2 separate regions of the Homo sapiens genome follow, and region 1 is linked to region 2. A link is an interaction called in ENCODE POLR2A ChIA-PET data of the cell type or tissue named here. Cell type or tissue: PC-9. All regions are shown on one strand. Each heading gives the region's core, and the rest is flanking DNA. Links, peaks and the distances in the headings are about the cores only.

Evidence for each region. Peaks named below come from ENCODE experiments on the same cell type or tissue, not always from the same donor. Only the 100,000 strongest peaks of a DNase experiment are listed, where the experiment ranks them.
Region 1: POLR2A ChIA-PET joins it to region 2 with 15 read pairs; 9 of 35 experiments call an interaction of 5 or more read pairs at or near these places.

What each region holds. Positions count from the first base shown.
Region 1 is chr9:129,115,415-129,131,227 of GRCh38, forward strand. PTPA (protein phosphatase 2 phosphatase activator) reads left to right here. Exons shown (of 10, transcript NM_178000.3): 2 at 5,099-5,196; 3 at 7,638-7,724; 4 at 13,571-13,696. Among named protein-coding and RNA genes, the nearest start is that of PTPA, 12 kb to the left of the region's middle. RefSeq lists an enhancer at 11,432-12,354. In PC-9, for the core only: no CTCF peak of the experiment used is centred there; no DNase peak of the experiment used is centred there; H3K27ac peaks cover 500 bases.
Region 2 is chr9:129,049,181-129,058,522 of GRCh38, forward strand. It overlaps MIGA2 (mitoguardin 2), which reads left to right. Exons shown (of 16, transcript NM_001329990.2): 5 at 201-318; 6 at 647-783. Among named protein-coding and RNA genes, the nearest start is that of MIGA2, 17 kb to the left of the region's middle. In PC-9, for the core only: no CTCF peak of the experiment used is centred there; a DNase peak (open chromatin) is centred at 3,581; H3K27ac peaks cover 2,317 bases.

The DNA of each region.
Region 1 (15,813 bases), core at 161-8,160, 66 kb after region 2:
CTTAGGTCTCCAAGTCCCCTGGCACTTTTCTTTTCTTCAGTTCCTCTCCAGACAGGCTCTATTTCTCCAAATGTTATATGTTCCAGAAACTTCTTAGGTCCCTGTCCCTTTTTCTCCATGTAGCTGATGTCAGCCAGGTTTTAGGAGGAAGGCAGGGGGACAAATTTATACCAGGTTGTGAGTGATTGATGATAGTCCTTTACTCTTCCACTTTAGGGAGAGTTTGCATTTTTTTTTTTTTTGAGATGGAGTTTCACTCTTGTTGCCCAGGCTGGAGTACAGTGGCGTGATCTTGGCTCACTGTAACCTCTGCCTCCTGGGTTCAAGTGATTCTCCTGCCTCAGCCTCCCGAGTAGCTGGGATTACAGGTGCCCACCACCACGCCTGGCTAATTTTTTTGTATTTTTAGTAGATATGGGGCTTCACCATGTTGGCCAGGCTTGGTCTCAAACTCCTGACCTCAGGTGATCCACCAGCCTCCGTCTCCCAAAGTGCTGCGATTACAGGCCTGAGCCACCGCGCCTGGCCAACTGCCTCCTGGGTTCAAGTGATTCTTCTGCCTCAGCTTCGCGAGTAGCTGGGACTACAGGTGTGCGCTACCATGCCCGGCTAATTTTTTTTTTTTGAGACGAGTCTCGCTCTGTCGCCTGGTCTGGAGTGCAGTGGCGCGACCTCGGCTCACTGCAACCTCTGCCTCCTGGGTTCAAGCGATTCTGCCTGCCTCAGCCTCCTGAGTAGCTGGGATTACAGGCACTCGCCACCACGCCTGACTAATTTATTTTTTATTTGAGGCGGAGTCTCGCTCTGTTGCCCAGGCTGGAGTGCAGTGGCGCGATCTCGGCTCACTGCAAGCTCTGCCTCCTGGGTTCACGCCATTCTCTCACCTCAGCCTCCCAAGTAGCTGGGATTACAGGCATGCGTCACCTCGCCCAGCTAATTTTTTTTGTATTTTTAGTAGAGACAGGGTTTCTTTTTTTTTTTTTTTTTTTTGAGACGGAGTCTCGCTCTGTTGACCAGGCTGGAGTGCAGTGGCACGATCTTGGCTCACTGCAAGCTCCGAGTTCCATGTTCTCGCCATTCTCCTGCCTCAGCCTCCCAAGTAGCTGGGACTAAAGCACCCGCCACCATGCCCGGCTAATTTTTTGTATTTTTAGTAGAGACGGGGTTTCACCGTGTTAGCCAGGATGGTCTCGATCTCCTGACCTTGTGATCCGCCCGCCTCGGCCTCCCAAAGTGCTGGGATTACAGGCGTGAGCCACTGTGCCCGGCCACACCCGGCTAATTTTTGTTATTTTTAGTAGAGACAGGGTTTCGCCATGTTGACCAGGCTGGTCTTGAACTCCTGAGCCCAGGTGATCTGCCCACCTCTGCCTACCAAAGTGCTGGGATTACGGACATGAGCCACTTCACCTGGCTAATTTTTAAATTGTTTGTAGAGATGGGGGTCTCCCTGTGTTGCCTGGGCTGGTCTTGAATTCCTGGGCTCAAGCGATCCTGCCGCCTGGGCCTCCCAAAGTGCTGGGATTACAAGTGTTAGCCACTGTGCCTGGTCTAGATTTTCTTCTTTCTACAAGTTATGAAAATTTCCATTATGTGGGCATATAATTAATTACACATCATCTTATCAACTGATATTTGGGTTGTTTCTAATTTTTTTTTGTTTTCAAGACAGGGTCTTGCTCTGTCACCCAGGCTGGAGTGCAGCTCACTTCAGCCTCAGCCTCCTGGGCTCAAGTGATCCTCCCGCCTCAGCCCCCGAATAGCTAGGACTACAGGTGTGCACCACTACACCTGGCTAATTTTTGTATTTTTTGTAGAGATGGGGTTTGGCCATGTGGTCCAGGCTGGTTTCAAACTCCTGGACTCAAGCAATCTGCCTGCCTCGGCCTCCCGAAGTTTTGGGATTATAGGCGGGAGGCACTGTGCCTGGCCTAGATTTTATTCATTTTATAAGCTATGAAAATTTTTATTATGTGGGCCTATCTTTTTTTTCTCTTTTTTAAATTTGAGACGGAGTCTTGCTGTGTTGCCCAGGCTGGAGTGCAGTGGCGTGATCTTGGCTCACTGCAACCTCTGCCTCCTGGGTTCAAGCGGTTCTTCTGCCTCAGCCTCCCGAGTAGCTGGGATTACAGGTGTGCGCCACCATGCCTGGCTAATTTTTTGTATTTTTAGTAGAGGTGGAATTTCGCTATGTTGGCCAGGCTGGTCTTGAACTCCTGGCCTCAAGTGATCCACCCGCCTCGGATTCCCAAAGTGTTGGGATTACAGGTGTGAGCCACCACACCCAGCCTCTTTTTTTTTTTAAGACAGTCTCACTCTGTCACCCAGGCTGGAGTGCAGTGGAACGGTCCAGCTCACTGCAAGCTCTGCCTCCCCAGTTCAAGCGATTCTCCTGCTTCAGCCTCCCAAGTAGCTGGGATTACAGGTGTGTGCCGTCATGTCAGGCTAATTTTTGTATTTTTTAGTAGAGATGGGGTTTCAATATGTTTCCCAGGCCTGGTCTGGAACTCCTGACCTCAAATGATCCACCTACCTCAGCCTCCCAAAGTTCTGGGATTACAGGTGTGAGTCACCATGCCGGACCTGGGCATATCATTATTTACCCATTGTCTTATCAACTGATATTTGAGTTGTTTCTTTTTTTTTTTTTTCCCCCGAGATGGAGTCTTGCTCTGTCAACCAGAGCTGGAGCGCAATGGCACGATCTCAGCTCACTGTAACCTCTGCCTCCTGGGTTCAGGCAATTCTCCTGCCTCAGCCTCCTGAGTAGCTAGGATTACAGGTGTGCGCCACCACACTTGGCTAATTTTTGTATTTTTAGTAGAGATGGGGTTTCACCTTGTTGGCCAGGCTGGTTTCGAACTCCTGATCTCGTGATCTGCCTGTCTTGGCCTCCCAAAGTGCTGGGATTACAGGTGTGAGCCACCACGCCCAGCCTATTTGGGTTGTTTCTAATTAATAAAAAATTTTTTTATTTGAGTCAGAGTTTCACTCTTGTTGCCTAGGCTGGAGTGCGATGGCACGATCTTGGCTCACTGCAACCTCTGCCTCCTGGTTCAAGCAATTCTCCTTCCTCAGCCTCCCAAGTAGCTGGGATTATAGGCATGCGCCACCACACCTGAATAATTTTATATTTTTAGTAGAAATGGGGTTTCACTATGTTGGTCAGGCGCATCTCCAACTCCTGACCTCAGGTGTGATCCACCCACTTTGGCCTCCCAAAGTGCTGGGATTGTAGGCATGAGCCACCGCGCCCCGCCTAAAATTTTTTTTTTTTTAAAGTAGAGATGGGGTCTCGCTGTGTTGCCCAGGTTGGTGTCAAACTCCTGGACTCAAGTGATCCTCCCACCTGGGGCTCCCAAAGTGCTGAGATTACAGGTGTGAGCCACTATGCCCAGCTTTTTTTTTTTTTTTTGATGCATTAAACACCTTTGTGTTTCCGTGAGCACATCTGAAAGATAGATTCCTGTAAGTAGACCTGTTGACTCATTGTGTATATGCAGTTTTTTATTCCAAAAGATTGTCCCCTTAGGAGGTCCTTCCCACCCACAGAGCGGGAGAATTCTTGTTTCCTCTTCCTGGAATCTTGTTTTGTTTTTATTGAGACAGAGTCTCGTTCTGTTGTCCAGGCTGGAGTGCAGTGGTATGATCTCAGCTCACTGCAACCCCCACCTCCTGGACTCAGGTGATCCTCCTGCTTCAGCCTCCCAAGTAGCTGGGACTACAGGTATGCAACCACACCCAGCTAATTTTTAAATTTTTTTTGTAAAGATGGCGTTTTGCCAAGTTGGCCAGCCTGGTCTTGAACCCCTGGCCTCAAGTGATCTGCCTGCCTTGGCCTCCCAAATTGCTGGGATTAGGTATGAGCCACCACACCTAGCCAGATGTTTTTAATTTGCCAACCTTATCCAGAAAGAGAAATCACATATAATTTACGTGTCCGTGCTTATTCAGGAGGTTGGCAATTTATTCCAAATGTTTACTGCAATTAGGTTTTTTTTTTTTTTTTGAGACGAAGTCTCGCTCTGTTGCCTGGGTTGGAGTGCAGTGGTGCAATCTCGGCTCACCACAAGCTCCGCCTCCCAGGTTCACGCCATTCTTCTGCCTCAGCCTCCCAAGTAGCTGGGACCGCAGGCGCCCGCCACCACGCCTGGCTAATTTTTTTGTACTTTTTTAGTAGAGATGGGATTTCACCATGTTAGCCAGGATGGTCTCGATCTCCTTACCTTGTGATCTGCCTGCCTTGGCCTCCCAAAGTGCTGGGATTACAGGCGTGAGCCACCGCACCTGACCTGTTTTTTTTTCTTCTGTGAATTGCCTGTGTATGTCTGAAACATCAACTTGGTTTTATTTTTCTAACGGTTCTGCTCTGGGGGGGAGAGGGAAGGGAGGGCATGGTTATTGAAGGGATTGTCAGTATTGCCCTTCTCTTTCCTCCCCAGAGTGAGGGAGGGCAGGAGGCTGTGGGTTTGGCTTAACAAGCCCTTACTCTGTCCTGGAAGTATGTGTCTGGTTTATTCTAAGGCTCAGGTGTTGGAGTCCTGGTTTAAAAGTGAGAGAGAGGCCGGGCGCTTTGGCTCATACCTGTAATCCCAACACTTTGGAGGCCAAGGCGGGTGGATCACCTGAGGTCAGGAGTTTGCGATCAGCCTGGCCAACATGGTGAAACCCCGTCTCTACTAAAAATGCAAAAATTAGCTAGGCATGGTGACATACGTCTGTAATCCCAGCTACTCAGAACACTGAGGCAGGAGAATCGCTTGAACCCGGGAGGCAGAGGTTGCAGTGAGCTGAGATCGCGCCACTGCACTCCAGCCTGGGCGACAGAGCGAGACTCTGTCTCAAAGAAAAAAAAAAAAATTAGCTGGGTGTGGTGGCACGTGCCTGTAATCTCAGCTACTCAGGAGACTGAGGCAGGAGAATCGCTTGAACCCTGGAGGTGGAGGTTGCATTGAGCCAAGATCGTGTCACTGGACTCCAGCCTGGGCAACAAGAGCAAAACTCCGTCTCAAGAAAAAAAAAAAAGGTGAAAGGGAGTGTGTGTGTTGTAGGGGAGGATTCTATTTATCTGTTTGTTTTTTCATTTTTTTTTGTCAAGATTCTTCAGAGGAGGCCCCTCCAGCCACTCAGAACTTCATCATTCCAAAAAAGGAGATCCACACAGTTCCAGACATGGGCAAATGGAAGCGTTCTCAGGTACCATTTGGAACTGTGGTGAGAAACTTGGGCTTTTCAAAGACAGTGGTTTTCCTAGCATGACGGGCGGTGAGTTCCTGGCCCTTCTTGCTCTTGGAGCCTGACTTTTCAGAAGCTAGGGAGAAAGGTGACAGGGGAGCTGGCTGTCTCTTCCCTTCAGAGGCAGTACTCAGAGATGCTTTATCAGGAAGGTTGCCTACTTTTTCAGGCTGCTGCCAGGGTAGCCCGGGAGAGTTCCGCTCCTGGTTCTCTTAAGCCATTGCCCCTTGAGTGTTGCTGTATTGGCTGAACATGAGTGTTTGAAATGATGGAGCGAGTCACTTTGATTCTTGGCTGCAAGTAACAGCAAGTGTGGCAGCCAGTGCCTCAAGGGGAGAAGAGGCTATCTCATGGAAACTTTGGCCAGGGATATGGCTAAGCCTGCAAATACCTGGGAGCTGGGACCCAGAGCACTGGGCACAGACTGGCTTTCTCTGCTGCTCAGCTGAAATGATGGGCAGAAGATAACTACTTGTACCTCTCAGGCTTGTGGTACAGGCTGTGGAAAGACAGACTGAGCAAAAGAAAGCCAATTTCAATTTCTCAGGGAAGGCCTCTGGCCCAGTTCTCGTCAGGCTCCTGCTCCCGGCCTGGTGAGCTGGGCTGGAGAGTGTTGCTCATGCAGAAGGCTGGGCACAGGGGTCCTTGCATGCTGGGCAGATTCTCCAGGAGACCCACACCCTACAGCTTCTATGCCTTGTCCTCACTGGGGCTTGGGGCCATCTAAACCTGTCTGATTCCTTTTTCACAAGCCTGCCCTCTCAGTATTTGGAAATAGTTATCATGTCTTTTCTGAATCTTCACCAGGATCAACAGTCCCTTCAGCCTAGGGGGCAGCTTGGTCCCTTCAGCTGCTCAAAGGATATGGTTTCAGTCCTTTCATCATCTTGGTTGCTTTACCTCGGGGCATCTCAATGTCAGCACTATGGACATTGAGGGGCAGATAATTCTTCATTGTAGGAGGCCGTCCTGTGCCATGTAGGACGTTTACTAATATCTCTGGCTTCTACCCACTAGATGTTGGCAGCATGCCTTTCCCCAGCTGTCACAACTAACATTGTCTCCAGATCTTGTCAGATCTTCTCTGAGCCAGATTGCTCTAGTTGAGAACCTGCTTCTTTGTCTGAATCCAAATGTGACACTTCCTTTGCTGCTTCTCATCCATGTGTTCCAGTGTAGCTGCAGTCAGGACAGGGGCTCAGACTTGCCCTGGTCTGAGAGAGTTGCTTTGGAGAGGCCTGGCCTGCTGGGGGTCATCCCATGGCTGGCAGGAGGATCTTGGTATAGGAATACTTCCTTCTAGATATCAGGGCTTGTCTCAGGGCTTACTGTGGACACCCCGGCTTGGATAAGGAGAAAGGAAGAAAGAGAGAGGAAAAAGGGATGAAGAAGAAACAAAACCAATCAGGAGTCACTTGTTCCCAGCAACTGCCTCTCTAGGGGCCTGCACCTCAATGCTATTTTTTTTTTTGAGACAGGGTCTCACCCTGGCCCCCAGGCTGGAGTTCAGTGATATGATCATGGCTCTCTGCAGCCTCCACCTCTTGGGCTCAAGCAGTCCTCCCACCTCAGCCACCTGAGTAGCTGGGACCACAGGCACGTACCACCACACCTGGCAAACTTTTTAATTTTTTGTAGAGATGGGGTCTCACTATGTTGCCCAGGCTGGTCTCAAGCTCCTGGGTTCAAGTGATCCTCCTGCATCAGCCTCCCAAAGTGCTAGGATTACAGACTTGAGCCACAATACCTGACCCTCAGTGCTTTCTTATCCCTGTGTTGGGTGTAACTGCAGCCCAGCAGGGAAGAAGAGTGTCTAGTTGAAAGCTGGGAATGGTTGTGTGGGGAGACCTGTCTGTGGCAGGCATCTGCACTCCAACTAGACAGCCTGGCCCGCCTTTGGTCGCTGATTGCTGGGGGTGAGACACTTGGTGGTACTCCTTGAATTCCTGGTGGTAGAGCATCATGGACAAGCATGTGCCCACTCAGCTTTGAAGTTAGGCTACTGGGTCCTAGCTCCATGTCTAATGATATCTTGGTCTTGGGAGACCTTGGGCGGATCACTTCTCTTGAAATCTTGGTTTCCTCATCTGTAAGATGGCGCCAGCAGTGTCTACCTTATAGGGCTATTGTGTAAAAAAACTGCTGGCAGCAATAGTGAGTACTTGGTTCACTCTGGCTGGAGATCAGCGTGTTGCTGTGGTCACTGTCTTGCCAGCTTTTCTGGAGGGTAGGGGTCGGTATTTGGCATTACGTTTCTGCTTCTCCTGCTATTGGGTTGGGAGTCAGGGTCAGGAGAAGTAGAAAGCTCGGAGCTCTTTGGTAACCTGGTGGAGCTCGGGGCAGGTGGGGCGGGGGGGTCTGCCACCCCTCTCCCCATCCCCATTCTCCTCTCTGTTTGGTAGGCATACGCTGACTACATCGGATTCATCCTTACCCTCAACGAAGGTGTGAAGGGGAAGAAGCTGACCTTCGAGTACAGAGTCTCCGAGGTAGGCCCAAGGAGGAGCTGCTGCAGCAGCCTTTCCAAAAATAGCTCCAGAGTCACTGGGTGCGGTGGCTCACCTCTGTAATCTCAGCACCTTGGGAGGCCGAGGCAGGCGGCTCACGAGGTCAGGAGATCGAGACCATCCTGGCCAACATGTGAAACCCCATCTCTAGTAAAAATACAAAAAATTAGCCGGGTGTGGTGACGGGCGCCTGTAGTCCCAGCTACTCAGGAGGCTGAGGCAGGAGAATGGTGTGAACCCAGGAGGCAGAGCTTGCAGTGAGCTGAGATCGCGCCACTGCACTCCAGCCTGGGCGACAGAGCGAGACTCTGTCTCAAAAAAAAAAAATAGCTCCAGAGTCTTGTGGGCTCAGTGCCCACCACGGGGCCAGAGCAGAAAATAAGATCGCCCAAATACATGTGCACTTCACATTTTCATATCTATATTTCTAATTTTTGAAATCTGTGAATAGATGGATATTTATAAAATTGAGATCAAGGTAAATATGCTGTTTTGTAGTTAGTATTTTTGCTAATTGGTTTTTTCTTTCTTTTTTTTTTATTTTGAGACGTAGTTTTGCTCTTGTTGCCCAGGCTGGAGTGCAGTGGCGCGATCTTGGCTCACCAAAACCTCTGCCTCCTGGGTTCAAGCGATTCTCCTGCCTCAGCCTCCTGAGTAGCTGGGATTACAGGCGTGTGCCACCACACCTGGATAATTTTTTATTTTTAGTAGAGACGGGGTTTCTCCATGTTGGTCAGGCTGGTCTCAAACTCCTGACTTGAGGTGATCTGCCTGCCTCGGCCTCCCAAAGTGCTGGGATTACAGGCATGAGCCACTGCGCCTGGCCTGGTGTTTTTATATAACTTGAAATTAAAACAGATTACAAAACAGTAAATGTGCTCACTGGAGAGATCAGTAATAGACATGTGTATGACATTCACAGCAGAGCTGATCTCTCCCTGTGTTTCTCATACCCAGCTTCCAGGGCAGCCCCTCCTGACAGTGGTCACCCAGGAAAGCAAGAGCTTCTCTTCTCCTGCAGTGAGCTGTGCCCTCATTTATTTATCTTATTTTATTTTTTTTTTAAATATAGAGACAGGGTCTCACTATGTTGCCCAGGTTGGTCTTGAACTCCTGGGCTCAAGCAGTCCTCCTGCCTTGGTCTCTCGAAGTGCTGGGGTGACAGATGTGAGCCACCAAGCTTGGCCCCTCATTTATTTAAACAGCCCATCTTCAGACTTTTAGGTTGTCTTGGTAAACATTGCTCCTCGCATATCATTGCATCCCCGCACATAGATCTGTGGGCCTTGTTTCCGAAGGATTCATTCTTAGACGTGGAAATGTGGAGTCAAAGGGCACATGCATTTTTTTTTTGCGTTTGGGTTCACACTGCCTGGTGGGTGCTTTTTGGACGTTGTTTCAGAGATAGTTTTGTTTGTGTAGAGAGGGCAAGAGCTGAGGGGAGGCAGATACTGATTGGCAGGTGTGGCCTTACTGGCTGTTTGCTTTTGCTGGATGCTGTCTCCCAGGGCTAGGACCTAGGCCTCCAGGAGCCTCTTGGGTTCATGTCCCACCTTGAGTCTCTTATCTCAGACACCAGGGCCTGAAGGGCCTCCCTTTACTTTGGCCTACCCAGCTCTCTAGCCACAGCCTTGGACCTGTTGGGTAAGATGTAGCCCTGCCCTGGCCCAGTTTTTCCACCTGCCCCAAGATTAACACTGTGTGCCTCACCCTCATACCCGGCCCCTGGCAGAGCTGCCTATTGCTGGGCCTGTCTGGCTATTAGGTGACCTAGGTCCTGTTCTGTCCACTTCAGGAGAACCAGGCCTGTGCTTCTGGTAGACAGCCTTCCCTTGGGAGCCAGGCCCATTAGTGGCTTTTTGGGTTCCTTTTGGGCTCACTCAGTCCTTTGGGACTGAGGCTCTGGGTGCAGGATGGCTGGGGAAAGAGGGGGTTCCTCCTGGAGCCTGTGGTGAGGGATGCTCAGCTGTGCTCAGTGGGCCAGGAATGTCGTGGAGGAAGGCTAATTAAAGGGGAAGGTTGTAATTACCCCAGCAAATCCTTAGCTGCCAAGTCCCCTAATTGCCCGTGGCTTTGATGGTAGCCATCCACACCAAGCAGGTATTGTCTTTTTTTTTTTTGAGTTTTTCTTGTTACCCAGGCTGGAGTGCAATGGCATGATCTTGGCTCACTGCAGCCTCCACCTCCCAGGCTCAAGCGATTCTCCTGCCTCAGCCTCCCGAGTAGCTGGGATTACAGGCGCCCACCACCACACCCGGCTAATTTTTGTATTTTTAGTAGAGACGGGGTTTCACCATGTTGGGCAGGCTGGTCTCAAACTCCTGACCTCAGGTGCTTTGTCCTCCCAAAGTGCTGGGATTGCAGGCGTGAGCTGCTGCGCCCGGCCCAGGTATTGTCTTAGCTCAAGGGCTGTACTTTGGCAGGATTGCAGTGTGGTTACATGCTTGGGTTCTGGAGTCCAGCTGGCTAGTTTCATAACTTGTGAATCATTTTTGACCCTCTGTTTCCTCATCTGTAGAGTGGTAAGAGTCAGCAGACTAGTCATGGCCCCCTGGGGAAAATTCACTGAGATCCCACGAGTAGTGGTTGTCTTTTGCATAGCGCCTAACACATACTAAATAAATACTTCGATTGTTATTAGCTATTGTTACCATTAGGCATTAGTCAGTTCTAATTTTCAATAGTGTTGTTGCATAGAAAGCTAGCTTTTGGCTGGGCGCGGTGGCTCATGACTGTAATCCTAGCACCTTGGGAGGCCAAGGCGGGTGAATCATGAGGTCAGGAGTTCAAGACCAGCCTGGCCAACATGGTGGAACCCCGTCTCTACTAAAGATACAAAAAGTTAGCTGGGCGTGGCGGCAGGCACCTGTAGTCCCAGCTACTTCGGAGGTGGAGTCAGGAGAATCCTTTGAAACCCGGGAGGCGGAGGTTGCAGTGAGCCAAGATGGTGCCACTGCACTCCAGCCCAGGCGACAGTGCGAGACTTCGTCTCAAAAAGAAAAAAAAAACTAGCTCTTATTTTTTTATTATTTATTTATTTTTATTTTTATTTTTATTTTTGAGATGGAGTCTTGTTCCCCAGGCTGGAGTTCAATGGTACGATCTCGGCTCACCACAACCTCCGCCTCCCGGGTTCAAACGATTCTCCTGCCTCAGCCTCCCGACTAGCATGTGCCACCATGTCCATCTGATTTTGTATTTTTAGTAGAGATGGGGTTTTTCCATGTTGGTCAGGCTGGTCTCGAACTCCCGAACTCAGGTGATCTGCCCGTCTTGGCCTCCGTAAGTGCTGGGATTACAGACGTGAGCCACTGTGCCTGGCCAGCTAGCTCTTATTTTAAATGATGCCTGTCCTCCTCTTATGGGGGTTAACATTTTCGATTTTTGCAAAATAAATGTGATAAGAGATTTATTTTTGTTGTTGTTGTTCTGTTTGCTTTTTTAAAACTTACAAGGGGGCAAAATTCAAAAATGGTCAGTAAAATGTTAGGGAAGATTTTACTGGTCCTTGAAATCCAAAAAGGAAACACTGGCCTAGGGAGAATGGGAGAGCTGGAGTTGTTCTTTGTGCCTCGAAGGTGTTTCAGCCCCAGTTCCCTTTCTTTCAGCCCTTCTCTCCCAACACAGCAAACAATAGAGGCAGCCCCTACAACATTCAAAAAGCCCTCTCCTGAAGAGGAGCTGGGAGCCTTTGAATTATTCATTGGCCCAGCTGAGCTAGCAGCTGGGGCCTGGCTCCTGTGACTCCGTCTTCTCTGTCCCCTTCAGTGCCTCGCCTAAGACTGAGATCCCTGGGGAATCTGGGGCTGACTAGTGCTTCCTGGGGCCAAGATGACTGTGCCATCCATTGTAAGCCCCCGTTTCTGCATGGGTTAGGTCTGGCCTGTGCTTATCAGCCATTCCTGGTTTTTCACAAAGCCAGGCTCTGGCAGCGCTCTCACATTTCAGCAAGGCAGCTTTATGCCATCCTAGCCCTCTGCCTTAGCCAGGTGTAAAGGGAAATTTATCCTCTTACAGGCTACTTTTTCTGTCCTCCCATGCCCCAAGCCTAGATAAAGGGGAGATAAGAGAGAGCAGCACTCAGGGCCGGTTTCACATATGCAGCTGGGGGCATGGCCAGCCTGTTTCATTAGCTTAAGCCTGCCTCTCCCCAGGTACATACATAGCTCTTGGCTGAGTCTTTGCACATGGCAGGCCTGGTCTGCCTTGCCCTCCCAGGCGCAACTTCTCATGTGGGCATCACCCTGCTAGTTCTTACCCAGTGCCAGGATTTCCTGTAAGTTTCTTATGCCGTTTGTTTCCATAGACACAGGCAAGATCCACTTCCTGGCAGGGACTCTTTTCTCAGGACTGAATGGCTGCAGATAGCCTCCGCGTTGTATTTTCCACCGGCCCTGGTGCTGGGCTATTTCTAAAAGCCAACCTGGAAGGAGCACCTTCTAACTGATCTTTGGGTTGGATAGACAGCCACCCGATTTCTTCATTGAGTAACATTTTATGTGCCAATGCTGCCCGCACCTCTGACTCCGATTCTACTTCTTGGTCCCTGTCTTCTGTGGGAAAGGTGTAGGGGGATGGGCTCTCAAACTCTGCCACCCTACAAAGCATTGCACACGATGATCTGGCATTTCCACAAAGATTGAGTTGCAAGCTGATTTACCATAGCATTGTGTATGAAATAGGTAGTGAAACAGGTGGAAATAACCCAAACATTTAACAGTGAGGAATTAAATTAATTATAATGCAGTGGCACGATGAAATGTTATTCACTTAGTAAAAGTTGTCATAAGATTATGTTTATATGTAGATGTGGAATGAGGTTCATGAGGAAAAGGAGCAGGCTGCAAAGCAGAGTGTGTCCTGCGATGAATGCATACCATTACCCCGCGCCGGGCACTGTGCACCTTCGGAGGTATTTATCATCAGCCCCATTTTTTAGACGAAGAAACTGAGAGGCTCAGAGTTAGTCACTTGCTCAAGGTCTCACAGCAGCTAAATGGTGTTTTAGCTGGGGTTTGAATCCAGGCCCACCATGCTAAACCATGTAAAACACTATGAGAAGATAACACAGAAGGGTATGTTAAAATGTTTAGTGTAGGCCAGGCACGGTGGCTCACGCTTGTAATCCCAGAACTTTGGGAGGCCGATGCAGGTGCATCACTTGAGGTCGGGAGTTTGAGACCAGCCTGACTAACATGGAGAAACCCCATCTCTACTAGAAGTACAAAAATTAGCTGGGCGTGGTGGTGTGCGCCTTTAGTCCCAGCTACTTGGGAGGCTGAGGCAGGAGAATCGCTTGAACCTGGGAGGCAAAGGTTGCAGTGAGCCGAGATTGCACCACTGCACTCCAGCCTGGGCAACAAGAGCGAAACTCTGTCTCAAAAAAAAAAAAAAAAAGTTTAGTGTATTTCTGGGTGGCAGGATTACTGGTCATTTTCATTTTCTTCTGTTTATATTTCTATTTTTTATGATGAGTAGGTATTGCATACTGAACAAAAGGCTTCCATAAAGTCTTTTTAAAAAGATGTCAGGGCTGGAGTTAGCTTCTCTATAGCAGCAGCCCATGGGTAGGCTGCCTACAGAAACCAGGTGCTAAAGCCACCCCGTCCCTGTCCCATCAGCCTAGTGTGCTTCCCTCTCTGGAAAGCCTATCATGCTCTCCTGACCCTCCTTCATATTCAGAACAGTGGGGAAGAAAGAGGGATGGGGGAGAGTTCCCAGTAGGGGCCATGCCAAGGGGTCATTGTCTGGCAGCAGTGGACTTCCCTCTGTGGCTAAGCGGGAGCCACTTGCTCTGTAGCTTGGACCCCTCTATTTTGCCTCCACAGGCCATTGAGAAACTAGTCGCTCTTCTCAACACGCTGGACAGGTGGATTGATGAGACTCCTCCAGTGGACCAGCCCTCTCGGTTTGGGAATAAGGCATACAGGACCTGGTATGCCAAACTTGATGAGGTGAGGCTGCCACAGGACAGGCCAGGGACTGGGCTGGCAGTGAGGGTGGTTCTGGCACCAGTTGGGGAAGGGCCTGCATTGTATAGCGCTTCTAGGCATATACAAATCTCAGTTTGTTAAAATGTCAATTTCACTTAGCAAAATTACAAATGAGTTTATACTCTGCTTGGTCATCTTCTGGGAAACACGACTGTGCACATACGGCCCTCTGCACTACAAGGCTGTTTATTAAGTCACTGTATTACAGCAAACTGGAAATGTTCCAAGTATCCATCTGTAGGGGATTATTTAAATAAATTAGTCCATCAATATCATGGAGTACTGTGCAGCTATAAAAAGGAATTTTTTTTATTTTTTATTTTATCTTTTTTTTTTTTTAGACGGAGTCTCGCTGTGTTGCCCAGGCTGGAGTGCAGTGGCGCAGTCTTGGCTCACTGCAAGCTCCACCTCCTGGGTTCACGCCATTCTCCTGCCTCAGCCTTCCGAGTAGCTGGGACTACAGGCACCCACCACCACGCCCGGCTAATTTTTTGTATTTTTCGTAGAGACGGGGTTTCACCGTGTTAGCCAGGATGGTCTTGATCTCCTGACCTTGTGATCCGCCCATCTCGGCCTCCCAAAGTGCTGGGATTACAGGTGTGAGCCACCACGCTCGGCCCCAAAAAGGAATTTTTTTCATAGCTGGGCACGGTGGCTCATACATGTAATCTCAGAATTCGGGGAGGTTAAGGCGGGAGGATCACTTGAGCCCAGGAGTTTGTGAGTAGGTTGGGCAACATAGCAAGACCCCGTTACTGCAAAAAATAAGAAATGGTGGTGCACACCTTTGGTCCCAGCTGCTTGGGTGGCTGAAGCAGGAGAATGACTTGAGCTCTGGAGTTTGAGGCTGCAGTGAGCTATGATGGAGCCATTGCACACCCACTTGGAATGCTAGCTGCATACTCCATGGTGTGGATGGACTAGTCTATTGAACTGATCCTCTACTGATGTTTTTATTTTTGAATCTTACGAAGGTGTTACCTATTCAAAGCAAACAAAAATAAAAATGCAGGATCTCAGACCCTGTCTAGAAAAGCAGAGTCTACAGGTCTGGGTAGGGACTGGGAACCTGGATTTTTACTAGCTTTCCAGGAGATGGCTCATGCCAGTTGTCTACAACTGAGCTTAAGGAAATTTGGGTCCTAATTGCTCTGGCCCAATATTTTCACATAGAGCAGAGGGGAGGACTCAGGACCCAGTGAAGTGCTGTTCCCAAGAGACGCCCGGGCCTGCCTCTGGACTCTTAAGATGGTACATGATCTTTTTTTTTTTTTTTTCCTGTTGTTCAGGCTGGAGTGCAGTGGCATGATCTCAGCTCCCTGCAGCCTTGACCTCCTGGGCTCAAGCAATCGTCCTGCCTCAGCCTCCCAAGTTGCTGGGACTACAGCATGCGCCACCATGCTTGGCTAATTTTTGTGTTTTTAGTAGAGACGGGGTTTCATCATGTTGGCCAGGCTGATCTCGAAATCCTGGCCTCAGGTGATCCGCCCACCTTGGCCTCCTAAAGTGTTGGAATTACAGGTGTGAGCCACTGCTCCCAGCCTTAAGTTATATCTTAAAGCTGACAAATCATAGCTTTACAGCTTGATGGATTTTTACATGTTTTTACTCATGGACTCACCACTCATGCCAAGTTTTTTACCCATGGATTCACCACTCATGTCAAGCAATAGAACATTCTAGCTGGAGTGCTCCCCTTCCCAATTGATATCGCCCAGATTATTCTGATTTCTATTCCATAAATTGATTTTTTTCCATGTTTCTGAACTTCGTATAACTCTCTGGCTTCTTTTGCTCAATGTCATGTCTGAGATTCATCCATGTTTTCATGTCTAGCTATAGGTCTTTTTCTTTGCTGTGTAGTATTCTATTGTATGAATATACCACAATTTATTCATTTCACTGTTGATGGACATTTCCATTGCATTTCCACCTTTTGGCTACTCTAAACAGTGCTGTTGTGAACATTCTTCTGCACGTCTTTTGATGGCACATGACACCAGCTCTTGCTGACCTGAGAGTGTGAAGGAAGGTGGCCTGTGTGGGAATCATAGCACTGACCTTCCAGAGTCTCTGTG
Region 2 (9,342 bases), core at 1-8,000:
TCTTTCTATGAAGCACCATCAGGCAGTTTGTGGGTCCAGGCCATTCTGAGGGTGTGGACGCTGTGGCTAGGAACAAGCTCAGGGATGGCATTTGGAGGGGGCGTGTGGCCCATGGTCAGGCAGTGGAGGAGGGCTCAGGGGGGCCCTGCAGAGAGCCCGGGAAAGCTTCACTCTTTCTTCTTGCACTGATTGGCGCCCAGATGATGGCAGTGAACTCATCCAGCCCCACAGCCGCGTGCTCGGGACTATGGGATGCCAGAGGGATGGAGGAGTCTCTGACCACCAGCGACGGCAATGCAGAGAGCCTGTACATGCAAGGTGTGGCCAGGAGGTGCCTCAGCTTCGAGGGCAGGGTGGGTGGCAGGAACAGTCCCTTCCTAGGAGCTTGGCCAGTCTTGGGTCACTTTGCCCCTCACTACCCTGCCCCAAATCCCAACTGGGTGATTTCCAGCCATTTCTGAACAAGGGACAGTGTCTAGGAACAAACCTGGTCTGAAAGAAGGCCTGGAACCTGAGCAGCCCAGGCCACACGGTCCCACCCAGTTCTTGCCCTTCAAGGCCCTCCTGCCTCCTTGATGTTCTGAGCCCCCTCTTGGGTGAGACTGTGGAGGTGCTGACCCACGCTTTTCGCCTCACCTGTGCTCAGGCATGGAGCTGTTTGAGGAAGCTCTGCAGAAGTGGGAGCAGGCACTAAGCGTGGGCCAGCGGGGGGACAGCGGCAGCACCCCCATGCCCAGGGACGGCCTCCGGAACCCAGAGACTGCATCAGAGCCACTGTCTGAGGTAGGTGGTCTTCTGCATCCCCCTACGCCCATGGGATAAAGTTGGCAGCACAGGAGAGGGGCGGCCACACCTTGGGAGGCAGGCAGTCTCCTGTCCTCTGAGACTGCTGATTTCCCTCTATGAGGGTGTCTTGATGTGAAACAAAACAATTCATGTCACGTGCTCAGCACAATGCCCGGCGCTTGGTAAAAACAGCCGTACTGAGACTCACACCCGCCTCGACCCTGTGAAGGGCAACGTGTGGTCCTGAAAGGCTGGAAGGGAAGGCGCCTCTGTTGAGGGTTGGCTGCATTGCCTGGCCTTTGTTTTGTTTTGTTTTGTTTTGTTTTTGAGATGGAGTCTCGCTCTGTTGCCAGGCTGGAGTGCAGTGGCGCAATCTTGGCTCACTGCAACCTTCACCTGCCAGGTTCAAGCGATTCTCCTGCCTCAGCCTCCTGCGTAGCTGGGATTATAGGCGCCCGCCACCACATTCAGGTAATTTTTGTATTTTTAGTAGAGACAGGGTTTCACCATGTTGGCCAGGCTGGTCTTGAACTCTTGACCTCATGATCCACCCTCCCTGGCCTCCCAAAGTGCTGGGATTACAGGCGTGAGCCATCGTACCCAGCTGTTTTTTTTTTTTTTTTGAAATGGAGTCTTGCACTGTCACTCTGGCTGGAGTGCAGTGGCGCAATCTTGGCTCTCCGTAACCTCCGCCTCCTGGGTTCAAGTGATTCTCCTGCCTCAGCCTCCTGAGTAGCTGGGATTACAGGTGCCTGCCACCACACCCAGCTAATTTTTTGTGTTTTTAGTAGAGACGGGGTTTCACCACATTGGCCAGGCTGGTCTTGAACTCTTGACCTCGTGATCCGCCTGCCTTGGCTTCCCAAAGTGGTGAGATTACAGGTGTGAGCCACTGCACCCTTTTTTTCTTTTTTTTTTTCCTTTGAGACAGAGTTTCGCTCTTGTTGCCCAGGCTGGAGTGCAATGGTGCGATCTTGGCTCACTGCAACCTCCGCCTCCCGGGTTTAAGCGATTCTTCTGTCTCAGCCTCCCAAGTAGCTGGGATTATAGGCGCATGCCACCCCATGTGGCTAATTTTTGTATTTTTAGTAGAGATGGGGTTTCATCGTATTGGTCAGGCTGGTCTCGAACTCCTGACCTCAGGTGATCTTGACCTCAGGTGATCTGCCTGCCTCGGCCTCCCAAAGTGCTGGGATTACAGGCGTGAGCTACCGCGCCTGGGCTTTTTTTTCTTTAATACACTTTTTTGGGGACTTTTTGGGCAACATCCAAGTTTTCAACAGTGAATTATTTATTTATTTATTTATTTATTTATTTATTTTTTTTTTTGGAGACGGAGTCTCACTCTGTTGCCAGGCTGGAGTGCAGTGGCGCGATCTCGGCTCAGTGCAACCTCCGCTTCCTGGGTTCAAGAGATTCTCCTGCCTCAGCCTCCCAAGTAGCTGGGATTACAGGTGTGCACCACCACGCCCAGCTAATTTTTGTATTTTTAGTAGAGACGGGGTTTCACCATGTTGGCCAGAATGATCTCCATCTCTTGACCTCATGATCCGCCCGCCTTGGCCTCCCAAAGTGCTGGGATTACAGGCGTGAGCCACCGTGCCTGGCTTATTTATTTATTTATTTATTATTTTATTATTTTTTTTTAAGACGGAGTCTTGCTCTGCCGCCCAGGCTGGAGGTGCAGTGGCGTGATCTCGGCTCACTGCAAGCTCTGCCTCCCAGGTTTACGCCATTCTCTTGCCTCAGCCTCCCCAGTAGCTGGGACTACAGGTGCCTGCCACCATGCCCGGCTAATTTTTTGTATTTTTTAGTAGAGACGGGGTTTCACCATGTTAGCCAGGATGTAATTAATTAATTAATTAATTAATTAATTAGAGACGGAGTCTCACTCTGTTGCCCAGGCTGGTGTCCAGTGGTGCGATCTCGACTCACTGCAAGCTCTGCCTCCTGGGTTCACGCCACTCTCCTGCCTCAGCCTCTGGAGTAGCTGGGACTACAGGTGCCTACCACCACGCCCAGCTAATTTTTTTGTATTTTTAGCAGAGACAGGGTTTCACTGTGTTAGCCAGGATGGGCTTGATCTCCTGACCTCGTGATCCGCCCGCCTCGGCCTCCCAAAGTGCTGGGATTATAGGCGTGAGCCACCGCGCCCAGCCTGTAATTTATTTATTTTTAAGGTGTGGCCTCACTCTGTTTTCCAGGCTGGAGTGCAGTGGCGTGATCTTGGCTCACTGCAGCCTCCACCTCCTGGGTTCAAGCGATTCTGTCTCAGCCTCCTGAGAAGCCAGAGTCAGAGGTGCCTGCCAGCACGCCCGGCTAATTTTTGTATTTTTAGTAGAGATGGGGTTTTACCATGTTGGCCAGGGTGGTCTCGAACTCCTAACTTCAAGTGATCCACCCGCCTCGGCCTCCCAAAGTGCTGGGATTACAGGCTTGAGCCACCACACCCAGCCTACAGTGAATATTTATTATTGCAATATCAGGAAAGGAAAATGAAGTTAAAAGGCTAAAATTTAAATTTTTGTGGCCAGGCACGGTGCCTCACACCTGTAATCCCAGCACTTTGGGAGGCCGAGGCAGGAGGACCAGTTGAGCCCAGGAATTTGAGGGGATGGGGCCACTTTTGGCAGCGGAGGTAGAAGGAGGAGGGAGGATTTCTCTGCCTATTCCTCCCTCACCCTTGCCTTCATTCCTCTACCCGTGTGTCCCATTGGCCGAGAGCCAGCTGGCAGGGGGACCTGGGAAACAGGTTGCAGAACAAGGGGAGGGCTGTGTCTGGCACAGCTGGTAACAAGTTGAAGGTGTCCATGCTCTCTGTCCCTGCTGGGGCGTGAGCTCAGGATGTGAAGGTCAGGGAAATACCTGAGGTTTGAAGTGACTCAAACCCTTGAGTGCCTGCAGTTGCAGCTGCGTCAGGTCCTGTCTGCGAGTCGGCAGGGAACGGGCACCTGTAGGAGTGTGTTGGTGAGGGGGACTCAAGGGAGGTAGCTTTATTTCCCAAATTGTATTTCTTGCTAAAAACTATATCTGAAAATGATAGAATTTGCATTGTTTTCCTTGTTGTGAAAGCAATTACATATTCCTTATCAAATAATGAAAAGTACAGAAATAGGAAAGAGAAGGGGGTGTAAAATAGTCTGATCCCAGACTCTGATCAGACAGCCCATGGTTGTGTGGTGTGGCACCCTCGGCCTCCTGGAGCACTGGCGCTCTGTGGGGGCGCCAGCACCAGCTGTTCAGGCCTGGTCCATAGTAGGTGCTCAGTTAATGATCTGTGGCATATCTACATGCCAGGACGCCTACAACCTTACAATCCTACAAGGGGTGCCTGCAGCCCTTCATCCAGGCATCACCACTTTCTATTCCTTCAGGCATTTTTTTCTGTCTATTGCTATAATTTTTTTTTTTTTTGAGACGGAGTTTCGCTTTTGTTGCCCAGGCTGGAGTGCAGTGGCGCAATCTTGGCTCACTGCAACTTCTGTCTCCCAGGTTCAAGCGATTCTCCTGCCTCAGCCTCCCGAGTAGTTTGGATTACAGGCATGTGTCACCACGCCCGGCTAATTTTTTTTGTATTTTTAGTAGAGATGGAGTTTCACCATGTTGGCCAGGCTGGTTTCTATCTCCTGACCTCAGGTGATCCGCCCGCCTCGGCCTCGCAACGTGCTGAGATTACAGGCATGAGCCACTGCGCCTGGCCTATTGCTATAATTTTTAAACAGTTTTATTGAAATATAGGCTGGGCACAGTGGCTTACACTTGTAATTCCAATACTTTGGAAAGCTGAGGTGGGAGGATTGTTTGAGCCAGTGAGGGAGAAGTTCAAGACCAACCTGGGCAACATAGTGAGACTCTGTCTCAAAAAAATTTTTTCTTGAGACGGGGTCTTACTCTGCTGCCCAGGCTGGAGTGCAGTGGCGTGACCAATTAGCTGGGTGTCATGGCATGTTCCTGTGGTCCCAGCTACTCGGGAGGCTGAGGTGGGAGGATCACCTGAGCCCAGGAGTTCAAGGCTGCAGTGAGCTATGATTGTGCCACTGCACTCCAGCTTGGGCAACCCTGTCTCTACAAAAAGAAAAAGAAAAGATATAATTCACATAGCATCTAAACTGTACAATTGAGTAGCTTTTGGTATATTCACAAAATTGTGTATCTATTATCACAATCAGTTTTGGAGCATTTTTATCCCAATAAGAAACCCCTGGTCCAGCATGGTGGCTCATACCTGTAATCCCAGTGCTTTGGAAGGCCGAGGTGGAGGAAAATTTCTTGAGCCCAGAAATTCAAGACCAGCCTGGGCAGCATAGTGAGAGCCCATCTCTGCAAAAAATTAAAAAGTTAGTTGGGCATGGTGGCGCACACCATGTGGTAGTCCCAGCTACTCAGGAGGCTGAGGCAGTAGGATCCCTTGAGCCCAGAAGGTCAAGGCTGCAGTAAGCCATGATTGTGCCACTGCATTCCAGCCTCTGCAATAGAGTGAGACCCTGTCTCAACAACAACAAAGAAACAACAACAAAGAAACCCCATGTACTTTGGCCATTCCCTTCACATTCCTTCATTTCCCCCCAGCTCTAGGCAACCACAAATCTATTTTCTCTACATCTGGATTTGCCTATCACGGACGTTTCTAGAAATGGGATCACAGAATATGTGGCCTTTTGCGACTGCCTCCTTTCACATAGCAGAGTGCTTCCAAGGTTCATCTGTGTTGCAGCATGAATCACTGTTTTGTTTCTGTTGTATAGATGGACCACATTTTGTTTATTTGTTCATCAGTTGGTAGATATTTGGGTTGCTTCCATTTTTTGGCTCTTATGAATAATGCTGCTGTGAACATTCATGTACAGGTTTTTGTGTGGACATATGTTTTCATTTCTCTTGGGTATATACCTAGGAGTGAAATTGCGGGGATCACATGATAATTCCATGTTTAACTTTTTTTTAAGACGGAGTCTCGCTCTGTCGCCCTGGCTGGCGTGCAGTGGCACAATCTCGGCTCACCACAACCTCCACCCCCCAGGTTCAAACGATTCTCCTGCCTCAACCTCCTAAGTAGCTGGGATTACAGGCGCACGTCACCACGCCTGGCTAATTTTTGTATTTTTTTTCTTTTCTTTTTTTTTTTTTTTGAGATGGAGTCTCGCTCTGTCGCCCAGGCTGGAGTTCAGTGGCGCGATCTTGGCTCACTGCAAGCTCTGCCTCCTGAGTTCATACCATTCTCCTGCCTCAGCCTCCTGAGTAGCTGGGATTACAGGTGCCAGCCACTATGCCCAGCTAATTTTTATATTTTTAGTAGAGACGGGGTTTCTGCGTGTTGGCTAGGCTGGTCTTGAACTCCTGACCTCAGGTGATCCACCTGCCTCGGCCTCCCAAAGTGCTGGGATTACAAGTGTGAGCCGCTGTGCCCAGCCAATTTGTGTATATTTTATGGTAGTAAATGATAAAGACTAGTATCTACATATATTTTATGTATTTGTGACGTATCTTTTTCATAATTTTTTCAGTATCTCTAGGCTAAGTGGGTTCATCTCTGAGGTTTTTCAAATTGTCATAAATTTCCAAAAAATTCTTCTATATACTTATTGAAAAATATCTGGCCAGGGGCCTCGCGCGGTGGCTCACGCCTGTAATCCCAGCACTTTGGGAGGATGAGGTGGGCGATCACGAGGTCAGGAGATCAAGACCATCCTGGCTAACACAGTGAAACCCCGTCTCTACTAAAAATACAAAAAATTAGCCGGGCGTAGTGGCGGGCACCTGTAGTCCCAGCTACTCAGGAGGCTGAGGCAGGAGAATGGCATGAACCTGGGAGGCGGAGCCTGCAGTGAGCTGAGATTGCACCACTGCACTCCAGCCTGGGCGACAGAGCCAGACTCCATCTGAAAAAAAAAAAAAAAATTTGGCCGGGTGCAGTAGCTCACACCTGTAGTCCCAACACTTAGGAGACCAAGGTGGGAGGATCACTTGAGTCTAGGAATTCAAGACCAGCCTGGGCAACATGGTGAGATCCTGTCTCTACAATAAATACAAAAATATTTGCCGAGCGTGGTGGTGGGCACCTGTAGCCCCAGCTACTCAGGAGGCTGAGTTGGGAGGATTGCCTGAGCCCATGATCTCATCACTGCACTGTAGCATGGGCAACAGAGCAAGACCCTGTCTCAAGAAAAAAAAAAAAAAAAAAAACTTATGTTGTTCAAGGGTCACATGTGTATTATTAAAATTAATTTTGCCCATTACTTTGTGCTATTTATTGTGGTCTGTAGCAAACATTAAATGTTGCACGTGGCTTTCCACTGGACAGCACTGCTCTAGAGCCACAGACACCTGTATTCAGTTTGTGGCACCACTAGTTCTACACTGTGACCTCAGGGAAATAATTCCCCCTTCCGAGCCTTGTCTTAGTTTCTCTGTCTGTCAAGGGAAATAAGAGTGTCTTTCTCCTAAGATCTCAGGGATAACTTAAAGAACTACAGTAGGCAATGCACGTCACAGAAGACTGGCCCATGGTGGCCACCAGTAAGGGTAGCTTTTAGAATAAATACTGTAATAATGACTTTTTTTTTTTTTTTTAAGACGGACTCCTGCTCTGTTGCCCAGGCTGAAGTGCAGTGGCACAATCTCGGCTCACTGCTACCTCCACTTCCTGGGTTCAAGCGATTCTCCTGCCTCAGTCTCCCAAGTCGCTGGAATTACAGGCGCACACCACCAAGCCCAGCTAATTTTTGTGTTTTTAGTAGAGACGGGTTTTCACCAAGTAGACCAGGCTGGTCTCGAACTCCTGACCTCAAGTGATCTGCCCGCCTCGCCCCCCAAAGTGCTGGGATTACAGGCATGAGCCACTGCACCCAGCTGAGCTCAGGAGTTCAAAACCAGCCTGGGCAACATGGTGAAACCCCACCTTTACTAAAAATACAAAAATTAGCCGGGTGTGGCGGTACGTGCCTATGGTCCCAAGTACTCAGGAGGGTGAGGTGGGAGAATTGCTTGAACCTGGGAGTTGGAAGTTGCAGTGAACCGAGATCATGCCACTGCATTCCAGCCTGGGCAACAGAACGAGACCCCATCTCAAAAAAGAAAAAAAGAAAGGACAGTCCTGATGAAAATCCTGACTGCATTTGCAAAAAACAGTAGAGTTAGTCTATACCTTCCTGCCTTAAATCTAGTGCTCACTTCTCTTCCATACTAATAAATGTCCTTTGTGGCATTTTTTTTCCAGAATAGGGCACTTTCATTTGCATTAGAAACCTATTCAGGCAGATATCCTTTCTCCTCAATGATTTTCTTTTTTAAAATTAAATATATATGTGTATTTTATATATATAAATTTTGTTGTTGTTGTTGTTGAGATGGAGTCTCGCTCTGTTGCCCAGGCTGGAGTGCAGTGGCTCTCGATCTCGGCTCACTGCAAGCTCCCCCTCCCGGGTTCATGCCATCCTCCTGTCTCAGCCTCCCAAGTAGCTGGGACTACAGGCGCCCGCCACCATGCCCGGCTGATTTTTTGTATTTTTAGTAGACGGGGTTTCACCATGTCAGCCAGGATGGTCTCGATCTCCTGACCTCGTGATCCCCCTGACTTGGACTCCCAAAGTGCTGGGATTACTGGTGTGAGCCATTGTGCCTGGCCCAATGATTTCCTTTCATTTATTTATTTATTTTGAGACAGAGTCTCGCTCTGTCACCAAGGCTGGAGTGCAGTGGCACCATTATGGCTCACTGCAACCTCAACCTCCCTGGGCTCACATGATCCTCCTACCTCAGCCTCCTGAGTAGCTGGGACTACAGGCACACGCCACCACGCCCACCTAATTTTTGTATTTTTTGTAGAGATAGGGTCTTTCCATGTTGCCTAGGCTGGTCTCAAACTTCTGGGCTCAAGGGATCCTCCTGCCTCTGCCTTCCAAAGTGCTGGGATTATAGGTGTGAGCCACCTCACCCGGTCCATTTTTCTTCTTTATGATTTCTTTAATAACATTTTCTTTTCTCTGGCTTAGTTTGGTATAAGGATACAGAATATAATACATAGAACATACAAAATATGTGTTAATCGACTACATTCTTATTAAGACTTCTGGTCAACAATAGGTTATTAGTAGTTAATAACCTACTAATAACTCCCCCTACTTTTAGAGGAGTCAAAAGTTATATGTGGGCTGGGCACGGTGGCTCACACCTCTAATCCTAGCACTTTGGGAGGCTGAGGCAGGAGGATTGCATGAACCCATACGTTTGAAACCAGCCTGGGCAATGTGGCAAAACCCTGTATCTACCAAAGATATATACAGAAGTTAGCCAGGTATGGTGATGTATGCCTGTAGTGTCCTAGCTACTAGGGAAGCAGAGACGGAAGGATCACTTGAACTCAGGAGGTTGAGATTGTGGTTAGATGTGATTGCGCCACTGCACTGCGGGCTGGGTGACAGAACGAGACCTTGTCTCAAAAAAAAAAAAAAAAAAGTTTTTTATGTAGATTTTCAACTATGTGGGCACAGGGGTGAGTCAGTTACCATAAGTCCACAATTTTCTTTCTTTCTTTTTTTTTTTTTTTTTTTTTGAGAC